Linked DNA regions of Homo sapiens: region 1 is linked to region 2. The links are chromatin loops, found by intact Hi-C in ENCODE. Cell type or tissue: OCI-LY7. All regions are shown on one strand. Each heading gives the region's core, and the rest is flanking DNA. Links, peaks and the distances in the headings are about the cores only. Region 1 has its middle 80 kb from the start of DMRTA1. Region 2 has its middle 24 kb from the start of DMRTA1.

The links. Hi-C counts contacts between places; a loop is a spot of excess contacts. Peaks named below come from ENCODE experiments on the same cell type or tissue, not always from the same donor. Only the 100,000 strongest peaks of a DNase experiment are listed, where the experiment ranks them.
Region 1: it touches region 2 in a loop (4-fold over the local background); 3 of 110 quality-filtered maps call a loop at or near these places.

Annotation. Positions count from the first base shown.
Region 1 is chr9:22,518,831-22,534,984 of GRCh38, forward strand. No RefSeq gene overlaps it. Among named protein-coding and RNA genes, the nearest start is that of DMRTA1, 80 kb to the left of the region's middle. In OCI-LY7, for the core only: CTCF peaks have their summits at 9,859 and 10,059; DNase peaks (open chromatin) are centred at 9,851 and 10,781; H3K4me3 peaks cover 2,110 bases; H3K27ac peaks cover 2,237 bases.
Region 2 is chr9:22,462,617-22,478,770 of GRCh38, forward strand. No RefSeq gene overlaps it. Among named protein-coding and RNA genes, the nearest start is that of DMRTA1, 24 kb to the left of the region's middle. In OCI-LY7, for the core only: CTCF peaks have their summits at 7,520 (motif pointing right) and 7,751; a DNase peak (open chromatin) is centred at 7,525; H3K27ac peaks cover 1,472 bases.

The DNA.
Region 1 (16,154 bases), core at 5,059-13,058, 58 kb after region 2:
AATAGAGATAAGTAAGCTAGTTTAATTGAGGGACAAATCAATAGGTTATAACACAGTGTGATAAACAGTGCAATTGAAACAGAAACAAAATACTTTATGGTCACTGAAAATAAAGCTGCTAACTCAGTTTTAGTCAGTTAGTTGGAGAAGAAATTAGGCATTGAAGTATGACTATGAGTTTTCCGATTAAAGTCTTTCAGGCAAAGCCAATAGGGGCATATGAAGAACTAGGGCAACCATGAAATATGATTGATCATCTCTCCTTAATGTCATTCACTGGACCACTATCATCATTCTAATTATGGTGTTATAAGGTTATTTTTTTGATGATGAGGCTCTATATATGTAGTTTGAAAATGATACTAATGATTATATTAACAAAAATTACCGTTATCTAGCTCAGAGAAAGAGTTTATATTAAGAAGTCTATTAACATATTGTCAATTTTTCTCTTAACAAATCTGAAATAAGTGTTTTTATAGTTATTCTAATTAGTTTACATAATTTAGATTTAATTAGGCTAGCATAGATTATAATAGGACCTATGCATTTGTTTAATAAATTAACATTTTAGTCAATAAATTGATTTTTTTAACAGGGTGTTTGCTTATATGAGGGTCTCTTTATATCAGTGATTAGACCAGTCTAACATTCTAATGGAGATGTCTGTTTGCTTTCCAGCTAATGTGATAAACACCAACAGTTCAGCATCAACACCTTAATTACATACACTGAAGGCTAATGTTAGACAAATTGTATTCTGTTGACTACTTTCGGTTCAGTGGACTTCAGCAATTGAAATAAGCTCTTTAAAGACAAGTAAATGGTGCACCTGCAAAGTACATGAACACTATTATTGCCATAGAATTTGATAGAGGCTTTTCAAAAAATCATTCGGTGTGGCAGGGGCTCTAGATTTGAGTACCATTAACATTTACTGCGGTATGCTTGGCTGTGTGTTAGGTACTTGCTATAATTTTTATTCTTTTTTTACTATGTATTATCAATAGGAATCTGGTATTTTTATATTATGCCATTTTATCCTGTGGTTTGGGAAGTTGAGCATGTATGAGTTCATCATCTTCAAATTCTACTCTTCCTACATCTTCCTAGGCAATAGCTAATCTATGTAATATCATAAAAGCTATTGACCAGTGGGAAGACTATTTTCCATAATGAAATATTTAGTACACAGTACATATATGTTTTAAAATAAATTATAAACTAAATGATGAAACAAGATATAATATATAAAATCTAAGAATTTAGAATAAGCTTCCAGGTAATAACAGAGAAAAAATAACTAATGAGGGCTCAAGAGATATCTAATTTTTTTTCAATCCAATTTTAAAGAGAGAGCATCTTTTTGTTTGCAACATTATAAAGCATCTTAGGCTTTTTTAAGATCCACTATCAAAACAGTAGTAAACTGAAAAAGCTGACCATCTTTCTTTCAAAGAAGCTTGAATGTAATTGACGAATATCACCAAACATTGTCAAAGAAATATGTTAACCCATTCATAAAAGCATATATTGAGTACTCACTATGTACCTGGCACTGTTGTATGGAGGTAAAGGTCATGCACCCCAGCTTCAAGGACCTCACAAAAATGTAAGCCAATCATGACAATAGTAGCACCAATGGCTCACTGTACACTTTGAATATGCCAGGCTTCCTTATAAACATTTTGCATGTGTTGTCATTTCAGCCTCACAATAATCTGAATCTATATAAACTATTATTAATTTCACTTTGTGGATGAGAAACACAAGACAGAGAGAGAATGAGAACACTTGCCCAAGATTACACAACTAGTATGAGGCATCATTGAGAACTAGACTATGATCTGTGCCCCCTACAACCCATGTGGTTTACTAGCCTTCTATTCATACTTCTCCCAGTTTTTTGGGTTATTGGCTTTGATGGAGAAGCTCCCAAAGTAATGAAGCTATCCAGAAGAAAGATAACTATCTTTTGGGGGGGCTGTGGGGAAGACAGAGTCTCACTCTGTTGCCCAGACTGGAACGCAGTGGCAATCATAGCTCACTGCAGCCTTGAACTCCTGGGCTCAAGTGATTATCCTGCCTCAGCCAGCCTAGCACATGGGACTAAATGACTACAGGTGCATACCACCACACCTGGCTAATTTTAAATATTTTTTGTAGAGACAGGGTCTTACTTTGTTACTCAGGCTGGTCTCAAACTACTAGCCTGAAGCAAACATCATATGTTGTCCTTCCAATATCTGGGATTATAGGCATGAACCACTGTGTCTTGCCAGAAGACATCTAATTTGAGTCAGAAGAAATAGCGTGGAAAGATAAAATAAATTAGAACATAAAAGAAACTAAGTAGTTCAGTATGGCTTAGGTAGAGTTCATGAGTGTTGGGAAAAGTAGAGAAGTTGGGGCTCTATTATAATGACTATGGAAAACTGTGAAAGAAAAGTATGAAAGTAACATGGTTGGATTACCTTTTAGATAAAATAGAAAGGGAATAAACTGTGAACAGGTGAGACAAGTGGCACAATCCAAGCAAGAAGAGCAGAGGGCCTGAGCAATGACTGTACAAATTAAAAAAAAAATTCAGATGTATTTCAGTGGTAAACCTGACAAACTTTGATGACATATTTAGTTTGGGGTGAAGGGAGAGAGAAGTGTAGTCTAACTTCCAGGTTTCTGGCTTGGAAGACTGAGTGGAATGTGATTAGTAAACTTGGAAACAAGGTTAGATTTGGTCTGGGGAGAGGGAACAGAAGGAGTTTAAAGTTGAGATCCATTGCTTTGAGTTGGCTAGTTACGTGGATCCAGAACAAAAGACTATCCTGGCCATCATTAGCATATTAGTTTAAGCCAGAGATCCATATGACATTAACAGAGAAAATCATAGTACACCAAACATTGGGACCCAAGAGTAGAACCCCACATAATATGAAAATTAATGAGGGACAGAAAAATGAGGACCACAGCGGGGAGTGGCCAGAAAAGGAGGAAAATCAGGAGAAAGGGGTATCAAACAATTTCTCTTGTTTGAGCACAATGACACACAGAGAAGAGGCTGTAATTCAAGAGCCTTAAATACTAGTTTTTTAAATTTAATTCTATCTCTAATTTCTCTAAAACTACTTTCCCAAACTGTCTTGTACCTATTCATTAAAACACCTTTGGTCTCAAATTCTGTGAGATTACTCCTAAGTCAAACTCTATATTATAGGAATGTGAACTTGTGCATTCACAGGAGGAAATACTATAAGCTCTTAAGTGGAAAATACGGTTACATACAGAATTCTGTCAGCATTTTGCATAAGATACTCAGAAGTGTTCTTTAATGCTATGCAATCATATTTCTAACCTTTTCACCAGTTCATTGACATTTCTACCATCATGTTAAGTGCAGACAGAAGCAAGAGATGGGTAGGAAATATCTCACACATCAAGGGAGAAGAAAACAATAAAAGGCAAAGTTGGGCATAATTTTCTTTTGGAATCCACAACACCTGCTACATTTCCTGAAGCCTAAAACGGCCTCTGTTGCTTCGACTGCTGCTCAAACCATCTGCTGAGTATAAGGAGGTGGTCTGCAGCAGCTGAAAACCTTTACAAATGCTTCAAGTCAGGCTTGTTGGCACGGTAAGGAAGCTAGTGATGTACTGATGCCAAATTCTGTTCCTGTTTCTTTCCCTTTGCTGCCATGAAAAAAATTAACCAAGGCTTTAAGAGCTGCCATTGACATAAACATGATTTAATAGCTCTTTAGCATTTCCAGGACCACAGCATTAGCAAGAGCCTTGGAGATGTTTAAGAGTAGAATCTTGAAATTCGTTCTCTGGCAAGTTATTTTAAAACCAGATGTTGTAAGCGTACTTCAGTACAGCTGCCTATTAGGTGACAGTACTTCAAACACATAGAACGTGAGGGAAATGTACTTGCTGTTTTCTTTATAGGATGGCAACTGTCACCTGCCTCTCCTAAGTGTGTGAGTAGATTTTCCTGGTTGATGCCTGCTCTTTCTTCTGTTTTCCATGCTTCTCTCAAGCGTGGTGATGAAAGACCTGTTTAAAGTAGGAGAGCTGTCAGTATGAATCGATAATCTATGCAACTGATTATTTACATAATTATCTCTTTGATTAGAGAGGGAGCTTCTTACGAATTAGGACCAGGTCTTATTTGGGTTTAAATTCTGATTGTACTTTTTACTAGTTTGTAAACTTGGATAAGAAACTTGGCTGCTCTGAGTTTTGGCTTCCTCATGTGTATCTCACTAGGTTGTGCCCTGCCTAATGAAGTTAGCTACCTTTTTCAAAGTTCCTAATTGGGTGCCTGGCACAAGTTCCAATAAATGTCTATCAAATAAAATAGTTATGTAACTGTTATAAAGGATTATGTTTGAATTTCAAATGTACATAATTATTTCTCACTTTATCTTCCACTTTACGTTACAGGCAAACAATTCCAATTCATTTATAGTTATTGTAGAAGTGTTTGTTCTAGTGTTCATGTGAAAATTTGCATTACACATTTGCCTTGTAATTGTATAAAGCCTCTTCCTATCATGTATGAAGCAAGTCCGTGGTTAAAATCTGAAGGGATATGTTGGCTTGCTGGTCATTTTTGTCAGTCAGTCAGAAAATTCAGAGGAGTTTTACCTTGCCATTCCCTTGAAGAACTGGAGAGGTTGGCCATAATCTTTGTTTTCATTTTCTGCCTATATCCCCTTTCCTCTGTCTTATCAAAATGTACTTTTTAAAAGGCACTGCTCACATCTAGCTCTTTCTTAGATAATTGACTTACAAACTAATTCACATGTTGGTAAAATGGCTAAAAATGGCTTAAAGCAGTGCTTTTTAAACTTTTTTTGAGACTTGTGAGGGATTCTATGGGGAAGCCTGATGGACAGATGCAGGGATCTGGAGCTTCAAACCAGTGAGACTCTGGTACTGCACCCCTAACTCTAATTTCAATCGAAAAATTCTACTTTAAAAAAGTTTTTATGTATATATACATATATATCTACACATATATTTTATTCATATATTACATATATTTTTAAGCTTAATTAAAGAATAGATTTTACTGTTTTAAAAAGGTGAAGATTATTTACTGGCATATCATCTTTTAGTGTCATTACAATTTCTTTTTTTTTTTCTTTTTTTTTTTTTTATTGTGAGACAGAGTCTCACTCTGTCACCGAGGCTGGAGTGCAGTGGCGTGATCTTGGCTGACTGCAACCTCTGCCTCTTGATTTGAAGCGATTTTTGTGCCTCAGCCTCCCAAGTAGCTGGGGTTACAGGCGTGGGCCACCACACCCTGCTAATTTTTGTAGTTTTAGTAAATTCAGGGCTTGGGTTTCACCATGTTGGCCAGGGTGGTCTCGAACTCCTGGCCTCACATGATTTGCCCGCCTTGGCCTCCCAAAGTGCTGGGACTACGGACCTGAGCTACCATGCCCAGCCCAGTGCCATTACAGTTTCATCACAAGACTAAATAATATAACTGAAAAGATTTCTCTAATCTTAGAATCCTGGCTAGTGATAGGAAGTGATAGTCACTAGGGATCACTGCATGGTCACTAAGCAAATGAAGCAGAGTTACCCCAAATCTTTCTTTGATAGAGTTATTATATTGGAGATAAATCATTTGACATGGACTATTTATACTTCTATAATTCATTTAGCGAAGTGTATCATACATTTTCATGGATAAAAAGAATAAGTATAAATTTAGAGTCCTTACAGTTAAGTGAACTAGACATGACAGAACATTAACTAAAGGACCTGATTTATAGATATGCATTCATCTGGGGAGAAATTTCTATTGACAACCTCAGGGCTATGCCCCTAGTCTCATCCTATTCACTCATTTTAGAATTAGTGGCTTGAATAAAACTGTAACGACTGAAATCTCGTCAGATTTGCAGATGGCGAAGCTGAGAGGGACACAGAATGTGTTGGATGAAAGAATTAAGATTCCAAAAGATCTTGACAGGCTGGAACATTTTAAGCTGATATAACATAATGAAATTTAACAGGGACAAATGTGAGGTCCTCTACTTGGGTCAAAAAACAGAAACACAACTGCAGAGGATGAAGAAATTATAGCTTCTGGGAAGAATGCGTGAAAATGCTTAGAGGTATTAGATGACAGTCATATTTTTAGAAATCAACAACATGATGTGAATGTGCCCAAAGCTGATGTGGGTTGTGGGGATTAGTCAATTAAATAAATAGAATCTAGAATGAAGATGGACACAGGCTCACCTTTTTAAAGACTGCTTAGATTTAACAGTGAGAATGTACTGATAGGTAACTAGACAAATTAAAACACATCCAGAAAAGCCTGGATGTAAAGAGACTTCAAAGTCTTTTGTGTGAAGAGAGTTCAGACCTTGAACTTTAGGGAATAAGTTCTGTATGACCTACAGACAAGAATAGGGTATACCAAGGGCATCATATACAAGTATTTAAATTGTTGACATTTGAAAATTTCTGGTGTAATTTTGGAAGACGTAAGATTAATTGGTCTAAGTTAAAGATAGAAAGATGGCATCTCAATATAAGAAATAACTTTTTAAAATCAGAACTGTCCAAAGAGGGTACCGTCTCCAAAATGTAGTTTGTTTTTCTTAGTGAGGATGTGAGATTAGACTGAGCTACTATTGATAGAGATGTTGTAAATACAACATTTTAAAAGATAGCTTAATGGGATAACTTGTGATATCTCTTATAGCCTGAGATTTTATGATCATTAATAAGGAAATTAAAGACAAATGACAAGCGTGTAGGATGTTTCAAGGCAGACGGGTTCTCCATTTACCTTTCAACTTGGAAGTAAATTTATAATCATCTCTTTCAAATATTAGTTAACAACACGCTCAGATAGTTAAAGTTAAAATATCAAAATTACCTTCCCTTTTTACTTTTCACATTCTAATTTTTGATTCTACAATAGAAAAATGTGACTGAATTAAATAATTTTCTCAGACTCTAGACAAAGCCAAGTGCTTTAGAAGGCACATAATAATAAAATTTCAACAAATTCTTTCATTTACAAGTGTAAGCAATTAAGTCAAATAAATAAAAACAAACCACAATAACACAGCCTTCTATAAAAGTTTCACTTTATGAACTCAGAATAAAAGGTATTGAAATGCATTTTAGTTTGTTTTCATTTATTTCCAAATAAAATATATTCTGATCTCTTTCTAGTTTTTCTTTGAATCTGCCAACTACCAAGGTTTCTATGAGCCTTAGTAGTTGTATTGGCCTTTAATTAGGTTGCCCAGCGAAATGCATCCTCCTAACAAATGAAGGCAGTGATTGGTTGATAAGCCAATCAGGGGTCTTAGTTGCAAACGGATGAAAAAGAATTCTCAAACTTGAGCATGCGTCATAATCACTTGGAAAACTTATTTAAACACAGATTCAGTAGGTCTAGAATGGAACCCTATGGTTTAAATTCCTTACAAGTTTCCAGGCGATGCTGATGCTGTTGGTTCTGGACCACACTTTGAGGATCATTTATTACAATATATCAGAGAGCTCTCAGATTTTCTGGGAGTTCTGGTGGAACAGATTTGAGGCCAATACTATACTAAGCTTGAACCATTGTCTGTTCTGTTGAAACCATCAAGCAGAATATTTCGGGAACTATATTTTTCTGCCACTACTAATGATACCAGCGACAATGTCAACTCTGCATTAGGAATTCAACTTGTATCCAGTGATGCCTCCAAAATCCAGGTGCCTCCAATGCTGCCCTCATCATGCTCAGGTGTGAACGAAACGTCTTCCATGGAAGACCTAATTGGTAGCGCCTAGATCATGTGATTATGTGGCTGTGAGGCAGGCTGAGCATTTTAGTTCTTTCTCCTACTTTGAGAAAACAGGACTTGTATTTGCAGAAACATATGCATTAATATTAGAAAATTCCACTACCTAACCTCATTAGTACATTTGACAGCTTGGTTTAATTTATTGATTCTCAGATTTTTACTTTTATGAGACAGCTAAACTCAGGGAGAACAAATATTTTCTGAAAACTGCCATTGGTGATGCTGTGAGAAGAAAGACGGTGAAACTACGTAAGTTCTTCTGATGTGACCCGGGTGAGATTCCATGAAAGCATTTCTAAGCAGTTCGAAACACTTTTGCATACCAGGCATTGTATTGGGTGCAGAAATAGAAGGAAGAATAAGTCATGGATCTTGAGTTAAGGAAACTAAGGATCTTGAGTTAAGACATGGATCTTGCAGTTTCATAAAGGAAAGAGTCAAACAAATAGAATGTTTCAGTATAAATACTTATTTTTACTTACAAAAAATAGATTCTAAGGAATATATTATTTACATAAGTTCATTTGTTCAAAATGACTTGTATATACATATCTACATTTACATTTGCTCTAAATGACTTGTATATACATATATACATTTACCTATATATTTACATTTTATCTCTCAATTGTGGACATTGTGTTAATTAGATTAAACTTAACTCCTCTTTTCCATCTTCTTGGAAACTGTAAATATGGATGTTTCTATTTCAAATTTTATTTTTTATTACAGGTAAATGTATAAAAAAACAGTGCTTCAAATACAATGGATATATAACAAGCCATCAACTTACTTATTCAAAGGCAATATCTAAACTAAGAGCACTATTAATCATGCCTTAGAGATGATGGTTCAACTTGACATTGTTTTCCTTTGTTATATCCCTTTTCTCACATTATTGAATCGTAACCTGAGCATTTGCTGAGTAGAGGAGCATCTTTATAATATGAAAAATGTAATGACAAGTATAAGACAGGTAGTAACGGAGCAGAGAGGAGGATGTTGTCATTTAGTATGGAGAGTGAGGAATGCTTTCTAGGAGCATGGTGCACATGAGCCCACTTTTCAATGACAACTCTTAATTAGCTAAGAGAAATATGGGGACAGGAAATTCATGGGCAGAGACCTTAGAGGTATGGAATGGTGTGTTACATGTGGAGAAACTATTAGTTTGTAAGAAACTTGTGTTATGAGGGTCAGGAGAGGTGAGAAGGTGAAACCGAAGAAGTGAGTTGAGGCCACATCACAGAGGGCCTCTCTTGCCAGAGTAGAGTGTCAGCATGCACTCTCTGTGTCACTATGGGTGCAGCATATACAGCTAGTTGTTGTCCAGCATCCTACTCTTCTGCTGACAGAGGAGAGTAGTGACCCACCTTTCTTTCCTTCCTTCCTTCCTTCCTTCCTTCCTTCCTTCCTTCCTTCCTTCCTTAAGGAATACCATTTACAAAGACAAAGTATACAGACAGAATGGCCATGCCGCTAACATTCTCCATTCTGATTAACGGGCTGTCTGAAGCTGCCTCTATATATTCACTAATCAAACTAATTTTTTGAGACTACAGCATGAATGTCTCCAAGGCAGTATGGTACTTCTCTACAACTTTTTAAAGTTATTTAGAATTTAAGGTTCTAAGAATTAAACAAAGAATATAAATCCACTGTTTCTCATTGTATGCATTATCGATGCCCCTTTAAAGGACTGTTTTTCATGCTGAAGAATATGGGTTTCTGTAAGTTATGTAAGTAATGAGTTAGCCTTTCTATACATTAAAAGCTGATGCTTTTAAAATTCTGCCCCTTTAGCATTTTCTGAATATGTAGAAGCTTTTTGCAGTGGTTGGATTTATTTAAACATATTATACACTTATTAATCATTTGTGTTGCTGGGTTTAATGTAGATTGTTTCTATTTTGGCTGTTCAATTTTAAAACACCTAGTTTATAAATGGAGAGACCAAGTGAGCTTGAAATGGCTTTGTTTCTTCATGCTGTGTAAGGAAGTTCTGTGATGCCGTGCTTTTGCCACAGAGGGGCATTACTGGACTTCTCTTTTGTATCAACCTTCTGGACAGCAAGGAAACAAACCTTTAGAAATTCATTTTTCGTCACCTTTAAAAGGAAAAACAATATATTAATACAGAAAATCCCCTCAGAGCTACTGGCCACTTACAAGCTATATGTGATTTTTAAACTAGAGAAATATTTTCCTGAGTAGATGATCTCAGGCAGCATAATCTTTTACATCTTCTTGAGACAGAATCAATTATTTCTTTTCTAGCCATATCAAATTTCCTTATGTAAAATACTTCAATATTTCAGGCAAAACTATGACCCTTATTTCAATAGAATGCTGGGCCAAATAAGACTGGTGGAAACAATGAATCTCATTGGCCACAACGGCCCCCTGAAAGAGAATGCAACTTTCATTAGTGCACAGTCAAGTTCAACTATGTTTGGAAAATATGGTCTCTATTCTCATGATGCCACCCTTTCCCCACCCCACCCACCCCCACAAAGTGGCTGGCACATTTACAAGATGTTCTTTTTGCCCCCTGTGCACACCCACATCAGGTTTCAGAAAAGTGAAGGAAACCAGGCAGAGGCAGAAAAAACACATCCCTAATAAGGTCCTAGGTTTGCACAATGCTCCCAATACAACTGGTACAAACCTCACTCCTTATATCAAATTCCAGGTAATGGAAACGATTATCTAGTTCAATTTGAGTCTGAATCTAAATATGATCCTAATTAAGATCATGATCACAAGATTCACACATGCACAATACTTTCAAGCAGAGTATAATTAAAATAACGCTAAAGAGACAGTCTTCTGATATTTCCCTTTAGAAAAAAAAATACCTACACAGCTATGAAGAGTCGTTCATTGGAAGCTTCTGTAAAAGGAACAGCAGTGCAAAGGTCACCACGTAGTAGCTAAGCCACAAGCTCAAATTAAAATGGGCAAGTGTCCTATTTCCCTCTAATTTAGTTTGGGTTAATCATGCTTTAGCATTTTCACTTCCCTTCTTCCAGCCTCAGAATTAATGAGCAGTTGATTATATATTCAGTATCAGTTTGGGGAAGCTGGTTAATTTCATTTCGTGACCTCAACTTAAGTATTATACTTCAAACATATGAAAATATTTTCATGCCAATTGCCATTCAAAATTTGTGAAAATTACAATTTCTTCTTACTTCACTGTGTTTCTTCACCTCATCCCTGCAACCTTTCCATCAGTACTTCCCTCTTCAGCATTTTGCCAATCATTTTCCTTCCAAACATTTCTTCCCACTTGTGCTATTCACCTCTGTGACTCATCTCCTCTTAAAAGAAGCTGCAAGAAACTTGCTCCCGGGCTATGCAAAACCCCCTGGCATTTGTTAAAGCCACAGAGAAGTTTATAGCTCCCTGCCACCGTATAGGAATGTCTATTAATTTGATCCTAGATTGACATGGGAAAGCCTGGGGCATTTATGGGGACTGTTGGATTCTAGTTTGATATCATGATGAACTTGGAAAACTCTTTGATGATTGAATAAGCTCCCAATATGCGGCCTGGGGGATCAGATCTCTGGCCTGCCCTGGGGATTAAGAGGTGAGCAAGGGCATTTTAAGGGGTTCATTCTCCAAAATGGAAAAAAAAATAGAACTCTCTCCCACACTGTGACTCCATCTCAGGAAATCTTGGACTTTTCAATGTCTGTTTCTGGACACATCCCTCAGCTTTGAGCCTTTATCTTGTTTTTCTGTGTCTGATTCTCCCAGATTCCTATTGCAACTGTATTTACCAACTGCTCCCAGATACAGGCTTAAACAGAATCTGATTTCCAAGCCCATCTGGATAGACATATTTGTAGCTTTACCACACCCCCACCACCTTGGGATTAGTTTATGTACTCAGATGCAGAATCTGGAAGCCAGTCTGCATAGTCGAGATTCTGTGTTACTCTTATCACTTTCTTTTGCTACCAACAAACATTGGATTTTGCCACCTAATTTTCAGTACTCTCATCTTCCCCACTTATTCCAGTAGTGTTTTGAACTTATGATGCAAGATGAAGCTGATATCTAGATTTCCTTTCCTGTCTAGTACCCCACCTCCTCTCCTAAACCACCTTCATCAAACACAGGAACCTGCACCAAAAACTGAGTGATTGGAATCGGGACCACGTTGCTCATTCTCCTTCGGTGGCTCCCTCCTCCCCTCCCCTCCTCTTCCCTCCCCTCTCCTCCCCTTCCCTTCCATTCCTTTCCTTCCATTCTTCGTAGAACCCATAGTATATCTACTATAAAGAAGCTAATAATAACTACCATTTACAAAATCTCTGCCAAATGTTAGGAAGTTCATACAAGCTCTCTCATTTAATTATCTCTCCAATCCTGAGGGGTATTAAAAACTCTTATTATATAGTTGAAGTTATTGAGAGAAGGTCTTGCATTTAGTAAGTCACCAAGTAGTCATTGAACCTTGGTTCTCTTTTATTCTAAAGTCCACATTCTTTTCACTTTGCCTCACTGTCCTGGCACTAGGGGGAGAAGAAGCCAAAAATATGACAGTCTGGTGGTGTCAGGCAAGTAAACACTTCACCATATGTAATGCAACCTGAAAAATATTCTAATGAAAAAGTAAGTCCAAAGTACAGAAAATGCTTTATGTGCTTTGGCAGATGAGGAGGAGAGTATTCTTGCTAGGCCAGGGAGTGAGGGAGATGTAGAGGGTGCTGTCATGATGTTAAGTTCAGAGGAATGATATTTAAGCTAGTCCTTAAACAATAGGATAAATTCACAAAGCAGAAACTGAGAAACTGAAGCCAACATTTAGAGTCATTTGTACATTTGCCTGTTTTTCTGTTTTTCTATATCCTAGTATCAGTCCCCTTTTTCTGTTGATTTAGTTTATTTTTATTTTTATTTTTTATTATACTTTAAGTTTTAAGGTACATGTGCACAACGTGCAGGTTTGTTACATATGTATACATGTGCCATGTTGGTGTGCTGCACCCATTAACTCGTCATTTACATTAGGTATATCTCCTAATGCTATCCCTCCCTCCTCCCCCACCCCACAACAGGCCCTGGTGTGTGATGTTCCCCTTCCTGTGTCCAAGTGTTCTCATTGTTCAATTCCCACCTGTGAGTGAGAACATGCGGTGTTTGGTTTTTTGTCCTTGCGATAGTATTGCTGCTATAAAGACACATGCACATGTATGTTTATTGTGGCATTATTCACAATAGCAAAGACTTGGAACCAACCCAAATGTCCAACAATGATAGACTGGATTAAGAAAATGTGGCACATATACACCATGGAATACTATGCAGCCATAAAAATGATGAGTTCATGTCCTTTATAGGGACATGGATGAAGCTGGAAACCATCATTCTCATTCCCCTTTTTAAAGGCCTTGTGAATCCCATTCAAGATATGAAGTTTCTTTCCCTTTTTATTTATGGCCTTTTGTTTTTCCTCTTTATTCTATATTACTGAATTAACCTAAGGTCTCAAGCCTGAAGTTATGAAGCTACTTAAATTATAACATCAAATTATCAGAGAAATAGAGTAGGACAATTATTTTGCATTCTTATTTTTCTTTCCTTTTGTTTCGTAAGAATGATCTATAGCACCGACAACAAAAAGTAAACTTTTAATTAGGTATATTGTAAGACATGTGAGGAAGGGTAAGATTCAGATGGCATGTGGCATGAAATAATTAGACATAAAATTTTCAAAGTACTAAAACTATTTTAGTTACAAATTTATCTGTGATAAACTACTAAACTGGATGGGATGACTTGAATCATGAAAGATTATATTATAATTTTGGAGTGGCTAAAAATTATGTGATTGAAGTAAATGGTTTTTGAAACAAGATGGAGTACAATAACATGAATTATTAGGGTTTTTTTTTTAATAATCATAGGACTAATAAAATATAGACTGAAAGCACATGCTTGTTGTAGAAGAGTCTCCAATTATATTTTTAAGAATCAACATATGAAGTATATATAGCAACCTGTTTAATTTTCTCTTGTATTATTTCTCAGTATATTCCATGAATTACTATCCTCTGGATATTAATAGCATCTTATTACAGATGGGGTCCACGGTGGAATTCACCAGGTTAAATAAAACTAAACAAATTTATTTAACTTGCTATGAGAATTTTTAGACCTTTGAAATGGCTAATGAGCTTTATAATTATCCGAGAGTTTGCAATACATTTAGCTCAAACTTAACTGTGCCCAGATCTCATGTGTGTGTGTGTGTGTGTGCGTGTGTCTGTGTGAGACAGAGAGAAAGAAAGAGGGAGAGAGAGAGTATGAAACATCGTATGAGCTAGTATTCTTTGGTATCCCAGCTTAGGAAATGCCAGTATTAAAAAAAATACAAAATAAAGTTGAAAATGAGACTGTTTGAAGAATTACAGTTGTTCAAAATAAGAGAACACAGAAAGGGAGATTCATAAAACATATAGTTCATTTAAATAAGACTCTTTATTTGAAACACAATTAGAAAATCTTTTCTTCAATGAAGTTTGTCATGATTATGCCAGCCTATACCAATATCTCAAACATCCGAATTCCTGTAGTTCAAATTGTCAACTTTGGCACTTAGCATATTTTACATTATATTTTTAGTTCTCTTTACATGTATGTATTTCATCTTGCCAATTGGACTATGGGAGCTTATAGAACAGATGCCTTGTGATGAGTTGATTGTGGTAATTTATATGGTTTTCAGGTCAATCACATTTTCCAGTATTTTGTTCTATCAAATCATGTGTCAGACAACTCATTCCATGTGAGGTCCAAGAAGAAGGGTCATTTCATTTACACATTTTGGAATCTGAATTTCTAGTAGAGTGCTTTATACAAACTGAGACTTTGATAATTATCTGTCAATTGTAACTTAAACATAGTGATAGGTATTTCCTGGCTTCATGAGAGAAAACAGAAGGAATAGAATAGATTTCAGCCCTTGGAATTAACTCATATTAAACGATAACTATAAGGAATGTGAAGCCATAATATGGAAAATTATATGTGTGTGTGAATATAAAGACCAGGTGTGTGTGTGTGTGTGTGTGTGTGTGTGTGTGTGTGTGTGTGTATGTGAACAGCAATGATCACTTTTGCTTAATTTCTCGGGGGAGGGAGAATAAATTGTTTTTGTTTTAAAAGTTTTCTACAAGGCTACAGTAACCAATACAACATGGTGCTGGTACCAAAACAGATATACAGACCAATGGAACAGAATGGAGGCCTCAGAAATAATGCCACACATCTAGAACCATCTCATCTTTGACAAACCTGACAAAAACAAGCAATGAGGAAAGCATTTTTTATTTAATAAATGGTGCTGGGAAAACTGGCTAGCCATATGCAGAAAACAGAAACTGGATCCCTTTCTTAAACCTCATACAAAAATTAACTTAAGATGGATTAAAGACATAAGTGTAAAACCCAAAACCATAAAAACCCTAGAAGAAAACCTAGGCAATACCATTCAGGACATAGGCATGGGCAAAGACTTAATGACTAAAACACCAAAAGCAATTTCAACAGAAGCCAAAATGGACAAATGGGATCTAATTAAACTAAACAGCTTCTGCACAGCAAAAGAAACTAGCATCAGAGCGAACAGGCAACATACAGAATGGGAAAAAATTCTAGCAATCTTCCCACCTGACAAAGGTCTAATATCCAGAATCTACAAGGAACTTAAACAAATTTACAAGAAAAAAACAAACAACCCCATCAAAAAGTGGGCAATGGTTATGAACAGACACTTCTCAAAATAAGACATTTATGTGGCCAACAAACATATGAAAAAAAGCTGGAACATTACTGATCATTAGAGAAATGCAAATCAAAACCACCATGAGATACCATCTCACACCAGTCAGAATGGCGATTATTAAAAAGTCAGGAAACAATAGATGCTGGCAAGGCTGTGGAGAAACAGGAACACTTTCACACAGTTGATGGGCGTGTAAATTAGTTCAACCATTTTGGAAGACAATGTAGTGATTCCTCAAGGATCTACAACTAGAAATACCATTTGACCTAGCAATTCCATTAGGGGTATATACCCAAAGGAATAGAAATCGTTTTACTATAAAGATACATGCACACGTATGTTGATTGCAACACCAGTTACAACAGCAAAGGCATGGAACCAACCCAAATGTCCATCAATGATAGAGTGGATAAAGACAATGTGGTACATACGCACCATGGAATACTATGCAGCCATAAAAAATAATGAGTTCATGTCCTTTGCAGGGACATGGATGAAGCTGGAAGTCATCATCCTCAGCAA
Region 2 (16,154 bases), core at 3,511-11,510:
TAAATGAAGGAAATTAAGAAATCAAAGTCACTTGTGTATCTAAAAATAATACACATTAACCATATATTCCTCAAATACAGATATCTTATTGGTGTAATTTTTTACATTAACAAATTAAGAAAAATCTTATTTATAGATAAAGAAAATATTTAATAAATTTCAAAGCTAATTTTTAAGAAACCTTTTAGATAACTAGGGATGAAAACTATGAATAGATCCAGTGATAAGAAAGAGACATTTTAACTAATTCTTACTAAACTATGAGTTTTAAGTTGTTGAATGGTTGCCATATGCCTGTCTTTTGTGTGTGTGTATGTGTGTGTGTACGTGTGTGTGTGTGTGCATGCGTGTGTGTGGTTTCCCTCATGTTACAGAGGACAGACTGAGGAACAGAGGGTCAAGGAATCTAAGTTCATGTTGCAAGTAAAGTAGAGGAGCTGGGAGTTGAACTTCACACTTGGATAGCCTCTATCCCAAATTTATGCTCTGTATGACCTGTCTCACACTAAAGTAGGTAAAGCTGGTAAATTTTATACTTATTTCATTACTCAGGAGACATTTAATCAGTGGTTCAAGGATATCAGAAGTTAGCATGTTGTGATTCTCTTGTTCTCTCTTGCTCACAATAGGTCTATCATAGTTTCAGCCATCACATTTGTGTTCTTGTAAAAGGAAGAAAGACTCAGCAAGGAGAAAGATGTGACACCAGTCATCTACTGATAAATATTTAACAATAACGTCAGGCTACTAGGTGGTGGTGAACATATCTGATTGTAGCAATTGCCTAATCCCATGGTGTAAATACTTGAACCATGACTAATTTTAAGCTATCAAACTGATGTCACTGAATGGGGTTTGGGAAGAAATGTACACCATAGGTTATCTTGGCAAGCATGGATTGGCTCTAGAGCATGGCTTGGTGGTGCCTATATCAGGAAAGAAAAACTATCCTACAAATCTCCAGCAGAACTTTGCTCATGTCTCAATGACAAGAGTAGTGTCACATCACCTGCTGTAGCTCTAAGAAATTGTATGTTTTATTTGAGCACATTGCCACCTCAAATAAAATTGTAAGGAAATGCCTATTCATTAAAGAACCAACAGCTTCTGCCTTTAATGGGAACTTCCTTAATTTAATGCAGCAAACATCATACTTAATGGCAACTCTTTAGAGAGATCTTAAAGTCAGAAATATGACAAGAAGAGTCACTCATACTGCTTCTATTGAGCATTGTACCAGAAGTGTTAGCCAATGCAGTATAATACAAAAATTGAATAATTGTTGAAAATTAACTCAATATTTTCAATTGCTATGATAAAAAAATCAAAGAGAAACTAGAACTAAGGAAAGAATTCAACAAGATGGCTGGTTATAAGCCCAACACACAAACAAAATCAGTAACTTTTCTCTCTCTCTCTCTCTCTATATATATATATATAAAAAATATATATAAATATATATAGAAAATATATAAATATATATAAATATATATAAAATATATATAAATATATAGAAAATATGTATAAATATAGAATATATAAAAATATATATAGAAAAAATATATAAATATATATAGAAAAGTTCTTGATTTATATATATAGAAAAATATATAATATATACAGAGAGAAGTTATTGATTTTATATATATATTTTCTATGTATATAAAAACAATAGCTAGTTAGAAAAACATAGTAGAATAAAAAAATTAACATTCATAACAGCAACAAAAACTGTAAAATGCCTAGGATCAAAGTTAACTAAATACGTATGAAAACTTGAAAAAAATTATGAAATGTTTCTAGAGAACATAAAATAAAACTTTAATAAATACTTATGGAAGAACATAAATATTTATGGAGAATGCTCAATAGAAGTACAATGCTCAATTAGTAAAGTTGTCTATTCTTCCTAAAATAATTTGGGAGACATTTTGTTAGATATAAAAGCTGAAGAGCCAGAATACTTGAGTTCAAATTCCACCTCCACACCTTACTTGCCAAATAACCTTAGGTAAGTTATTTAACTTCTTTGGGCTTTCATCTATTAAATCAGTTAAATGGGTATAATGCTAATAATTTTATACTCCTTCATTTGATCACTCAGGTGACCAAAAGAATGAATACATGTAAGATATTTAGAGCAGTACCTGGCCCATTTATGTACATATGTTTTATTAACCTATAAATCCAATGCAATTCCAATAAAAATTTCAGGAACTTTTGTTGAGTATGATGCCTCAATATGAAAATAAAATAAAAAGCCAAAAAAAAAAAAACCACCTCAGATACAAAACAGTTCTGGAAAAGAAAAGAAAAAATTTTACTATCAGACATCAGATTTCCCTATTAGATATCCAATTAGATTTTTTTTATCAGATGGCACATAGTAAGTATTCAGTAATTATAGTCATAGTTTAGGCTAATTATAAAGTTATACTAACAGTGTGGTAATAGACAATCAGGTATAGATAATCAAGTTAGTAGAATGTCATAGAAACTTACCCAAGTATATATGGAACTATAGGATAAGATTCATTCATTTATACAGTGAGGAATTTATTGACACCTTCTATATCCCAGGCATTCTTCTGTGCACTGGGGGATACAACAGTGAGAAGACTGTCAGGATCCATGCCCTTGTGAAATTGATGTTCTAGTTAGTGTGATCCGATAATAAACAGACAAGTAAATATAAACTATATCAGGTAGTGCTAAGTGTTATGAAGAAAAGTAAAGCAAGATAAAAGAATAGAGAATGCTGGTGGCTGGGAGAGTGACAGCAATGGCTATTTCAGTTTGGGTGGTCAGAAAAAGCCTTTTCAGAGAACATGGCTCATATGGTTTGGTTTTGTGTGCCCACTCAAATGTCATCTTGAATTGTAATTCCCACATGTCAGGAGAGGGAACTGGTGGCGGGTGATTGGATCATGGGTACTGTTTCCCCCATGCTATTTTCTTGATAGTGAGGGAGTTCTCACCAGATCTGATGGTTTCAAAAGTAGCAGTTTTCCCTCTCTCTCTCTCCTGTTGCCATGCAAGACGTGCCTTGCTTCCCCTTCACCTTCTGCCAGGATTCTAAGTTTCTTGAGGCCTCCCTGCCATGCAGAACTGTGAGTTAATTCAATCTCTTTTGTTTCTAAATTACCCAGCCTCAGGTAGTATCTTTATAGCAGTGTGAGAACAGACTAATACAATGGCATTTGAACACAACGGAGTAAATGGCAAGGCAGGTATGTAGAGGTATGGGGCTAAGGAGAACCACAAGCACACAGGATGGAAACAGGAACAAGCCTAATTTTACTTGCAGTATGCATGAACAGTGTGGTTAAAACACAATGTGATAAAAGAGGTTGGAGAGAGATCAGTATGGTGTTGGTGGCAGCAGTGATCAACTGAAATATTTAAATTAGTGTGATGTCTCAGAAGCCACTGGACAGTCTGAGCAGGGAAGTCAAGGCTGGGTTTACATTTCACAGGGATTTGTCTGATTACTTTGTAGGAAATAACTGCTCTGCAGTGCAAGAGAGGAAGCAGGGAGAACAATTATGCTATTCAATAGTCTAGCTGAGGACTGATGGTGGCTTTGACCAGGACTGGAGCTGTGACCAGGACTGGAGGTGATAAAAAGTCGTTGGATTAATGCTTAAATTATTGATGAACTGTGTGTGAGGTATGATGGAAATAGAAGTGCCAAGAGTGATGCTTGCATTTTTTTCTCCTAAAAGATTGTGTGCGCCTGTAATCCCAGGACTTTGGGAGACCAAGATCAGCAGATCACTTAAGGCCAGGAATTTGAGTCCAGCCTGGGCAACAAGGTGAGACTCCATCTCTACTGAAAATACAAAAGTTAGCTGGGCTTGGTGGCCCACACCTGTAGTCCTGGCAACTTGTGGGGCTGAGGTGGGAGAATCAGTTAAACCTGGGAGGTGGTAGGAGTGAGCTCTGATCATACCACTGCACTCCAGCCTGGGTGACAGAGCAAAAACCCTGTCAAAAACAAAACTAACCAACCAACCAACCAAAAAAAAAACAAACAAAAATGCAAGTGATTTTTCTATTTGCTGACTTTTTCTTTTTTTACATTTTAAGTTTAAGGTATCTGTTAGATATCCAAACTTTAGGTATCACATAGCTGTTACATATATGAAGCTAGAAGTCGGAGGACTAGTAGGAAAACGAGAGATAAATTAGGAAGTTATTATATTTAAAGCAATGGGTTTGTGTAGGATTTATTAAGGAGAAAGTATAGATAGAGTCAGGAGAATGATGTTCTTCAGCATCCAACATTTAAAGGTGAGGAAGAAGAGGGGCCAGCCAAGAATATCGAAAAGAAGTGGTTATTGAAATAGGGGAAACACTGTCTTAGAAACCAAATTAAAAAAAGGGAATGGGGATAATGAATTGTGTCTGTTGCTAATAAAGGTTTAATATGATGAGAACTGAGATGGATCATTGAATCTGACGATCTTATTGTCAAGTGCCCCTAACAAGAAAAGATTTGGTAGGGTAACGGTGGCTAAAACCTGATTGGACTGAAGGAGAGAATGGGAGTTGAAGAATAAACCAAAAGTTTAGTTAATGTGTTTGAAAATCTTTTTTTAAAGGGTAACAGGGAACTAGGATGGCAGCTGAAGAGATACATGGATTCTAGGAAGTTTCATTTGTTTTTCTTCTAAGGACAATAGTATGGCATGTTTGTGTGTTTATAGGAATAATGCAGTAGAGACAATGATGCAGAGAAGTAATAATGGCAGGTGTATAGTCTTCTAGTGGTAACAGGAAATGGGATTTTGGGGACGAGTAGAGGAGATGGCTTTAGAGAAGAGCAGAGACAACCATTGTAATAAGGGGGAACGAAGAGTATAGGCACAGAAGCAGAAGGTTGGTAGGTTTATGATGAAATATGAACCATTTCTCCTTTAAGTGCTTATATTTTTTTCAGTAAAATTGGAGGTGAAAGCACAAACTAAAAATGAGAAGAGGAGAAAGAAGGCGTGTAATAGTTATCTTGGAGATTAAAAGAGTGAACTGATGATGGAAATTGCCTGGTGCTGCTGAGAGTCTGTTGAGATGTGTTGATAAACATTTCAATTGGTTTTCTTCAGTTATGTTCTACTTATTCTATAGAGTCATGTCCTCACCTTCTCCCTTCTCCCAATTTGCTTGGATTCCTCACTGATTAATCCCAAATGGAAGCTGGAGGTGACAAGATATTTTGATTTGTCTGTACAGGTCAACCTTCTGGGATACAGAGTGGATGGGGAAGAAGAGTTGATCTGGAAGGATAAAGGTACATATCTGGTACATCATCATGCTATTCACAAAAGTAAATCCCAGATAGAATAAAGGCCTGTATGTTAAAAACAGAACTTTCCGATTATTAGAAGACAATGTGACTATCTTTATATCTAAGGGGGATGAAAATATTTTTTTTTACCAAAACAGAACTATAGTAAAATTAAAAATTTTAACAATAAAATACAAAATAACCGAAGACATTAGAAACTACATATATAACATACAAAAATATCTATTCAGGATATGTAAACACTATTAATCAATAAAATTGGCCAAATAACCAACAGTTTTAATGAACTAGTTGGATCTTTATGTATCAATACGGATAAATCTGAAGAGAAAACTGCTGATTAGAAAGAACATCTCATGAAATAATTGTGTATACTACAATTCTATTCATGAAAATTAAGCTAAAATACAGAACTTAGAATATATTTTTTATGGGTAGATATATAATAAAAGTACAAACATATGGACTGGCTATAATAACCATATCAGTTACCTCTAGAAAAGGAAGGAAATGGAACTGGTGAGTGTAACAGGTGTATGAATATAATCTGTAAGGTTTCATTTCTTTAAAAATTTCAAGGGTCGCACATGGTGGCTCATGCCTGAAATCCCACCACTTTGGGAGGCCGAGTTCAAGAGATCGATACCATCCTGGCTAACACGGTGAAACCCCGTCTCTACTAAAAATACAAAAAATTAGCTGGGTGTGGTGGCGGGCGCCTGTAGTCCCAGCTACTCAGGAGGCTGAGACAACAGAATCGCTTGAACCCGGGAGGTGGAGATTGAGGTGAGCTAAGATCGCACCACTGCACTCCAGCCTGGCGACAAAATAAGACTCCATCTCAAAAAAAAAAAAAAAAAAAAAAAAAAAAAAATTAAGAAACTCTGAGCTTTAAAATTTTTTCAAAATAACAGAGTTAATCACTTAATTTACTTAATACAAAAATACTGTCTCAGGCTCAGATACATGAGAATGATTAGGGTCAGCATTAGACTGCACTAATTTTAATTCGGAAGACCAAGGTTTGCAGTGTCATGGCTGACATTAAAGAATTACTTCAGTACTTATTCCACTCCCATTCTTTGTTGAGTAATGGCTCCAAACAAGCAAGAAATATTTCTTCTCAATTTTTGCCTCCCATAGCAAAAGAGAGCCTTTAGTATTAAAAATATTCCCAGGAATTTAGGAACTGAGTAGCCAGAGAGGGTTCTTAATTCATCCATTAATATTAACTGATTTTTTAATCTAATATGCAGCATGCATAAAACAATATTCTGGGCTATAGAGAAATACAGAAATGACCTTTGAGGACAAAAGCAGGTGGCAATAAATTAACATTTAGTAAACACGTCCAGTTGGCCAGGCTGTAAACAAATTTGACATCACAGTCAAAATGGAGTTCCTTAAATCTGATGTTTTAAAAATATAAACTTAGTATTTTTTTAATTTGCCAGTTAGAATCTTGTTTTCTATTAATAAAAATTAAATATTGATGTTCCAAATAAGAGATTTATTCGATAAAGTAATTACAACAGCGTTCGTTTTTGTCGCTTTCACCCTGAGGAAAAAGACAACTCACACGGACAAATTTGTGGGAGCTTAAGATTTTGTTTAGACTGTCTTTGAACTTTCTTTTGTCTCCCTTTTCTGTTAGCAAAGCATTTCCCATTTCTCTGGGGTTTTGTTCTTTCTCCATTTTCTGATTTTCTGAACTGCAAGATGCATTGGGTGACACTGGAGCCAAAAGCAAGGATGTAAGATTTAACTCTTGATTTTGCTACTTTTTGTTTGATCTTGATTAACAAAGTTGATTTTTTCAATGCCCCAATCTCCTCATCTGACAATTAGAATAATAATAACACCTAGCCCTGAGGATTGTTGACTGGAAAGGAGGTAGATTAAGTAGTCAGTAATAATACATCTATGTCAATTTCTTCAACAATGAGCAGCATTACAATTCTGTAAATGAAATCTGTGATTTTAAAAATATTTACAATTGAGATGATAAAACAACTCATTTGTCATTGGAAAATTGCGCTACACCACACAACTTTGTGCTTCAGGTTTTCGGATGGAGGTGGCTGCAGACCTTAGGTAACGTCAGCTACCTGTGTTTTCATCCTGGGTATGTGTTCATGGTTGTACTATGCCATTTACACCTTGCTCAGAATGGGTCAGCTCTATGAGGAGTGATTTTTAAAATTTCCACTTGAGGGCGCTGTCTACTTCTGTGCGAATTGAAATACCGCAGATGTCCAATTACACAAGGAACGTTTTTAGGCAGCTGGATTTAACTTGTATCAAACTTCCAATTTATTCCAGTGACACGTTGGCCTTCCTTATTGATTGGTGCTCCAGGAGGATGGATCCTTACTTGTGCTGAACACTTTATATTAGACATTTCATTAAATTTTATTAATCCTTTCAAATATCTTGAGGAGAATACTTATCCCAATTTTATAAATGAGTAAACAATCTGAGAAAGGTTAAGTAATTCTCCCAAGCTGTCCTAACCAGTGTGTGATGTAAAACTTAGACTTAGGCCTAGATCACTCAAAGCATAAAACCAGTTTACATCTAGTTTACATTCTTCCATATTTTCTTTCTTTTAAATATATGTGTATTATATATTTGAACATACCATATACACACACATTTATATAAGTGAATGTATGTACATGTATATTCAAATATATATGCATCTGTGTATGTGTATATATATATATCTGTGTGTGTGCATATTTGGGTATATAAAACATATATAAATGTAATTTATAATTTGGTGGGCAAATATAATACATTTAAATGTTATGTATAAATATATTTACATGTACTATATAAATGGGGCTTAATTGGGGGAAGAACAGAAGGTATCTTATGTATAATATATAAATATTATATAAAAATACTTGCCCACTAAATTGTAAAATTACATTTAGATTTTATTTTAAAACATGTCCAAATTAAATATCTTGGTGAAGAAAACACAGATACCACTGTTTGCCTGCAGAGGAAATTCTGTTTTCTTGCTGTATAATGCAATAAATGTGCTAAGGCAGAGCCAGCATGCCCAACTGTTGTATCACATTGGCAAGCTGTAATAAAACGCCAAATTACTGTCTAGAAACAAAATACATTTTTGTTGTTACCAAGAGTTGCTTTAACTAAAAGGAAGGCACCCTAGCCCTTTAAATAGGTAAGTTCCCCCCCTTCCCATTTCTTGCAAAATCGAATTAGGTAAAGACTACAATAGTATTTGCATTTATAGGAAATCAATTCCCAGAGCACAGTAAGCCAGTAATTTACATAAAATTACTATTTCCCAACATAAGTAAAAGCAAAAGGGATAGTATACATTTTTATTTAATTTACAAGCAAATGTGTAAATATTACCCATCCAGGTAACCCAGTTGGTGTTTGCCACACCAACCTCTTTTTTAATGGTCTCCAGGTTGGATGCGATTTTCTCAAACTTCTCAAACTCAAGAGATCATATTAACTGAAAGGTGATTGAGAAGAGCATTGAAATAATTATCTTTTGAGCTTTGAATAAGCGGTCATGGCCTTCATCATATTAAATAGGAAGCCATTATTATATACCTGTTATGTCTGAGGCATTGTGCTGAGCAGTTATAAAGCCCTTTCTGAAAGTAGGGCTTGGTAGGGGGAGGAGCAGAAGGTATTTGTATCTGAAGGGGAGAGCTGTGGGAATGAGAGAAGTAGATACCACTGAAAAGCTCAGCCTTAACCTCGATGTCTACACTTTGCAAATGTTGCCTGCACGATGTTGTGTTGTATCCAATGAGGTAAATGTGCTCCAGGCATTTCAAGGAGAGGAAATGGCAGTGGATGGCCATAGAGGTGCATTTCTTCTTACTTTTTGGTAGTTTAGCAAGAAACCAGCTCAGTAGGTCTGAGTTAATTCAATAGAAGAACAGGCTGATACCAGAGACTGAGGCTCCCTGCCCCACCCCAGCTATTTCTAACAGAGCCACTTCCCTCACCAGGAAGCCACTACTGGTTTTTGGTGGCCTAGCTTTTCCCTGCAGTACTACTTTGCTCCTTTCCCTCTATGTGGAAGGTTACGGAGGTGGAATTCTTTCCTGTTGCTCTTCTGTGTTATATGCAATGTAGCTATGCCCAGCCTAAGCATAGTCTCCTCTGTGGAACAGATGAGACTTTAAGAGATTGTGTACGCTCTGCCACTTGTTTGTTTCTAATTAAAAAAAATACATTGTACCTGAGTGGCACTAATGGTATATGTGATCATACCCCCTTTACATGACACATCTGTTTATAAAATACTATGTGCGAGTAAGTAGGATAAAGACTACCAAATAAGTTATAATTAGAGTCACAGCTAAAGCAATCTGTTCTTCCAAATCTGGCATGTCACCTGTGCTCAGAACCATAGAACCAACTAATTCACACCTGTGGATATGTCTGCATAAATATTCCAATGGCTTGACTGACTACTCTGCTTGCGATGAAGGAACACTTTTAAGAGCCCAGATCATGAAACAAACTTTGATTTAGGCCCATCAAAGTGGCATTTTTTTGAGAATATATCAGTGGAAGTGTTAATGTTAGATAACAATATGTTATAAATTTTAACACTGACCTTTAACATTCCAAGAGCAGGAATTGCCCGAGGCTTGCTACTGTCATTGCCTCTAGTTCTAGTTAAACTAGAGGCTTTCATTTGGTCCTCCAGAGGCACTACTGATGAAATCACTTCGAGAAATGTCAGAATTGGATAAAACATTTTCGCACACATTAGGCAGGACAGGCAAACCTGGTGGGCTGATGTCAAAAACATAAAACCACATCATGGACTTGTTTGAAATACTTTGTCTGTCATGTCTACAAATATAGAGGCGCGTAAGACTCATCTTCCTGGCTGAGACCTCACACCTCAAAGGACATATGGGATTGATAGCATTGATAACTCATGGGCTTTTGGATGGAGATGTTGCTTTCCAAAATCTGGAAACGAAAAGGGAAAATTATGACCTTTTCTTTCCATGAAAAGAGTTGTATTGTTCTGTGAAAATTGCAATCAGAGAGTCAGACAAAGATAAATATATAAGAAAAGTGCTTGGAACGTAAAGCCTCTATGGTAATGACAACCATTTTAGCTCGATGAATTATATAACTAACCAACTGCTTTATTTTTTACCTGTTAACATGAACTTGCTTGAAAAAAATCAAAAAACATAAAAATACATACAATAAAAGATGTGCTTCCTTTTTAGTCCTTTATATTAGTTTCTTTTGTATACTTAGTTTTTTCCTGCAAATATAAGCAAATAGATGTTTATTTTATTCTTATCCCTTGCTAATACATTTCTAGCTTTCCACATATTTCCTGGATTATTTTGTACTTTTAAATTGTTGGGGCCAGGGATGGTAGCTCACGCCTGTAATCCCAGCACTTTGGGAGGCCAAGGCGGGTGGATCACCTGAGGTTGGGAGTTCGAGACCAGCCTGACCAACATGGAGAAACCCCGTCTCTACTAAAAATACAAAATTAGCTGGGTATGGTGGTGCATGCCTGTTATCCCAGCTACTCTGGAGGCTTAGGCAGGAGAATTGCTTGAACCTGGAGGCAGAGGTTACAGTGAGCTGAGATCTTGCCATTGCACTCCAGCCTGGGCAACAAGAGTGAAACTCTGTCTCAAAAAAAAAAAAAAATTGTTGCTATATTATGAGATGTCTCGATTTTAATGACTGTAATATATTCATTGTGATTTGTACCATTTAAAATTATTTTCAAAAGTGCCCTTTTTGAATTTTTTTTTTTAACTTTTAACACTTTGGCCTGAATTATTTCACCTCTGCTGATTCATTTGATAGTAGTATCACAATTCCTTTACCTTTCATTTTTTTGTGTGCATATTTGTATGGTATGCCTTTCACTATTATTTCCTCTCTGTTTTTTAGAGGCAGAGTCTTGCTCTGTCACCCAGGCTGGAGTACAGTGGTGCAATTATGGCTCACTGCAGCCTTGAACTCCTGGGCTCACAAGCTCTTCCTGCCTTAGCCTCCTGAGTAGCAAGGACTTACAGGCAAGCACCGCCATGCCCTGCTATTTTTTTTTTTTTTTAAGAGATGGGATCTTGTTATGTTGCCCAGACTGGTCCCGAACTCCTAGCCTCAAGCAATCCCCCTACCTTGGCCTCCCAAATTGCTGGGACTACAGGTGTGAGTCACCGCATCCCATCTACTTTCTACATCAACTTGTTTTAGTAGTATCTTTGTATACAATATAGACTTGGTTCATATTTTAGTTCAATCTGAAAATTGTTTTCTACTCTTAGGTGAATTAAAGTCTTTTATGTTTGTTAAAATGGAAGATATATTTGGCCGCATTGTAGCTAATTTTGGTCACATTCCTTTTGATTTAACAGTGACTACTTTAATGAATCAGCTACTGTCTGGTTTTGAGTGGAGTATTACTGACCTCTGTGGTTGTGAGGAAAAAATATGATGAGTTGGTTTTTAAATCCTTCTGCCTGGATGTAGTAGGCATCATTTTCAGTCACATTTCATTGACACAAGCAAATTAAAGCCATTTTAAAACATTTTAAAGCAGGAGGAGGGAAAATATAGTCCTGTCTTTGACCTGGAAGCACAAGACCAGGAATATTGTTCATAGGTGTATGATTGCCAAATGAAGCTGTCTGACATTTTGATTTCTGATTTTCAAGCTCACTATGTGAGTTACTGGGGTCTTGATTTGAGGATTTAGTTATGCTGGAGATTTGGTCCAAATATTTTTAGACATTTCGCTCTGTCAATGAATGACTTGGATTATATTTATGCAACTCTGAACAAAATATATTTTGGATATGGAGAAATTTTGAATATTTAAAATACTTGGCTAATGGAGAAAATGGCAATCATAACAATGATAATGATGAAGATGAATATAATGGGGAAGATAATGACAGGAAAAATAGTGCTTGAGAATTATAATCATCATATGACAAATGGCAGAACTTAAAGACTAACGATGTTTATTCAATGGCATTAGGAGTTATCTTTTTGGAATAACAGCTTGGAACATCACCGGCCAGAATGCTTTCACTTATAGTTTATGGAACAATCTGTTTCTTTGGGCTCAATTTATTGCAGTATATAATTTATCCTTCCAATTCACATTTTTCTGTTTATTATTGCAAATATTTTTGTTGGAGTTTACTCGTTAATATTATTTTAAACACTGGTCATTAAAATTTTGCATCTGCAGCTTTAAAATTGTTGCTAAAAGTGCTTGCAATAGCACTTGCATGGTATCTTAGTTACAGTCACTGTTCAAATTACATTATTTGAATGACTTCTATAAAAATAATTTTTATTGCTGAAGAAAAATTGTACTGTAGATCTCCTCTCACCTTCAGCATAACATATAAGTCACAAAATGAGCTAAAATTTTAGAGAAAACAGATGGTTGTTCCTTGTATTCATTAACTGAAATTAGTCATAACAAAATGCTAATTTTGATCAGACTTATGTAATGATACAGGCCAGTATTTTTCTCTGGTGAACCTTAAAGAAAAAGAAAATATCAATTACTATTATTTATTGAGTATTTAATATGTACCAGTAATTGTATCCTATCAATAACTTAATAAAGGGGGAATTATTATGTTCATACCCATTTTCTGATGAAAAATCTTGTCTTACTCTTCAGCTAGTAGAATAATGGAAGTATGATTGACACATAGGAAGTCTGACTCCAGAATCTATTGTGTGAGAGATGACCTTGCCACCATGCTTGACAAACTCCCTATCACTGCATTCAAATTGTATTTTATTCCAAGATAAAAATTATCGAGACATAAAAGGAAAAAATAAGGACCTTAGTGCTCACTTTGCAGTTTTAGATTTATAAAGGTAATTTTCTATTTATCTTTTCATATTTTGCATCAACAATACTTTATTACTACCCTAATTACGTACCAAATACTAAGCTCCTGGTAACTAGGAACCTGATTTGTTTAAAAGAACCCCATGTTTCCATTCATTGGAGACTCTGCGTTAGGCATTATACCTTATTAAATCAATATCTTTTATTGTTTGTAAACTCATATATTTGGAAAGATCATAACCATTTTATTGGAGATATAAACATTTAGGAACTGTAATCAGCTATACTAAACTGCTATCAATAATGAGTCAACTTTATATCTTCTTCATGCCAGAAATGAGTTAATTTTTATGCATATTGTTTTGCTTGTAGCTATTTGTTTTAGCACAATTGGCTGAAAAAAACTATTCTTCCTTCTTTGAATGGTTTTGACACCTTTGTCAAATATCAGTTTCTCATTAGGCATTTGAGTTTACTTCTGGACGCTCGATTCTCTTCCACTGATCTACATATGTCTCTTTATAGCAGTAACACACTGTCTGATTGCTGTTTTGTTATTTTCGAACTTTGGAAGTGTGAATCTTCCTTCATTTTTCTGCTTCATTTTTGAAGGATTGTTTAGGCTCTTCTGGTCCTCTTGCAATTCCATAAAAATTTTAGAATCAGTTTCTCAATTAAAACATCAGCTGGTATTTTTATAGGAATTTCACTGAGTCTATAGATTAGTTTGAGGTGTATTAACATTTTACCATTGTTAAGTCTCTGGTCTGTGAATACGGGATGCTGTCCCACTTATTTAGACCTTCCTTAATTTTTCTCAACAATTTCTGTCAACAAGTTTTCCTTTAACAATTAAAAGCTTAAATGTTATTGAGTTTTCAGAGCATAAGTTTTGCATTTCTTTGGTTAAATTTATTCCTATTTTTTATTATTGCAAATGGAACTGTTTTCTTTTATTTTTGGATTATTCTTTACAAATTGGTAGGAATACAATTAATTTTTGCATATTGATCTTGTATTCTGAAAACTTGTTGATGAGAAACTTTATTATAATAGTGTTTTTGTGGATTCTTTAGGATTTTTTCTGTACACAGTGTTGCTGTTTATAAACAGAATTTGTTTTTGTTAGTTTTTCTTTTTCCAACCTGGGTGTGTTTTATTTTTTCTTTTTGATTAATTGTCCTGGTGCAATGTCAAACAGAAGTGTTAAAGATGGTTACTTTGTCTTGTACCTGATTCTAGGGAGAAAAATTCAGTCATTCATCAATTAGTATAATGTTAACTGTGGATTTTTTGTAAATGTTCGTTGTCCAGTTGAGATTTCCTTCTATTCCTAGCGTGTGGAGTGTTTTTATCATGAAAGGGTGCTGAATTTTGTCAAATGCTTTTTTTCTGTATTTATTGAGATGCTCATTTGATTTATTTATTTTGATATGATAATTTACATTGATTGTAAATTATCAGATGTAAAACAACCTTGCGTCTTGAAATAAATCACACTTGGTCATAATTTATAATTCTTACAATATGCTGCTGGATTTCATATGTTAGTTATTTGGTTGAGAACTTTTGCATTTATATTCATAAGAAATTTTGATCTGTAGTTCTCTTTTCTTGTAATATCTTTGATTTTGGCATCAGAGTAATGCTGACCTTAATAAGGGAGTTGGGAGGTGTTCCCTTCTGTTTTCTGGAACAGTTTGTGAAGAACAGTTTCTTTGAATGTTCAGTAGAAATCAGCAGTGAAGCCATATTTTCCTAGGATACTTTGTGGCTATTTTAAAAAATGATAAATTCAGTATCTTCACCTAGGTCTATTCAGATCGTTTATTTCTTCATGAATCAGTTTCAGTAGTTTGTGTCTTTCTAAGAGCGTTTATTTCTTTTAAGTTATCTAATTTGTTGGTGTACAATTGTTCAATGTATTCATTTATAATCCTTTTTATTTATGTAAGGTTGGTAGTAATGTCCAGTCTTTTATTTCTGATTATAATAATTTGTCTTATCTTTATCTTTTGGTCAAACTAGGAAAGGCTGCCAATTTTGTTGATCACTTTGAGAAATTTAATTTTCTATTCTCTATTTCATTAATTTCCATCGTAATGTTTAACTTTCCTTCTCCTTACTTTAGGTTTACTTTGCTCTCTTTTATTCAGCGGAAGTTTAGGTTATTAATTTGAGACATTTCTTGTATATATTTTTGTGAGATGGAGACTCGGTCTGTTACTCAGCCTGGATTAATAGGCATTTCCACCTATAAATTTTTCTCTAAACATTGCTTTAGCTGCATCCCATGTTTTGACACATTGTGTCTTTAGTTTCATTCATCTCAAAATATCTTCTAGTTTCCTTTTTGATATTTCTCTTTTGGCCCATTGCTTGTTTTAGAGAGTGTTGTTTGATTTCCACATATTTGTAATTTTCTTTAATTTCTCTTTATTATTAATTTTTGTTATGGTATTATAGTCAGAGAACATAATATTACTTCTATCTTTTAAAATTTATTGATGTTTGTTTTATAGCCTAATATATGGTTTATCCTAAGAAATATTTCATTTATTTTCACTTGAGTAGAATGTCTATTCTGTTGTTGGGTAGAATGTTCTATGGGTATTTGTTAGGTCTGGTTGGTTTATACTGTTGCTCAAGTTTTCTGTTTCTTTATTGATCTTCTCTTTAGTTGTTTTGCCTATTAGTGAAAGCAGGATATCTAAGTCTCCAACAATTATTTTGATTGTCTATTTCTTCCTTCATTTGGTTAGTTTTTGCCTTATATATTTTGATGCTCTGTAGTTACTTTTTACTATTAGTTGTTAGGTGCATACACATTGATTATAGTTATATATCTTGCTAGATTAAAAATTTTATTATAAGAAGTTCCTCTTTATCTCTGATAACTTTATCTTTTGTATTAAGGTCTATTTTGTCCGGTATTAGTATAGTTACCCCAGTTTTCCTGTGTTGCTGCTGGCC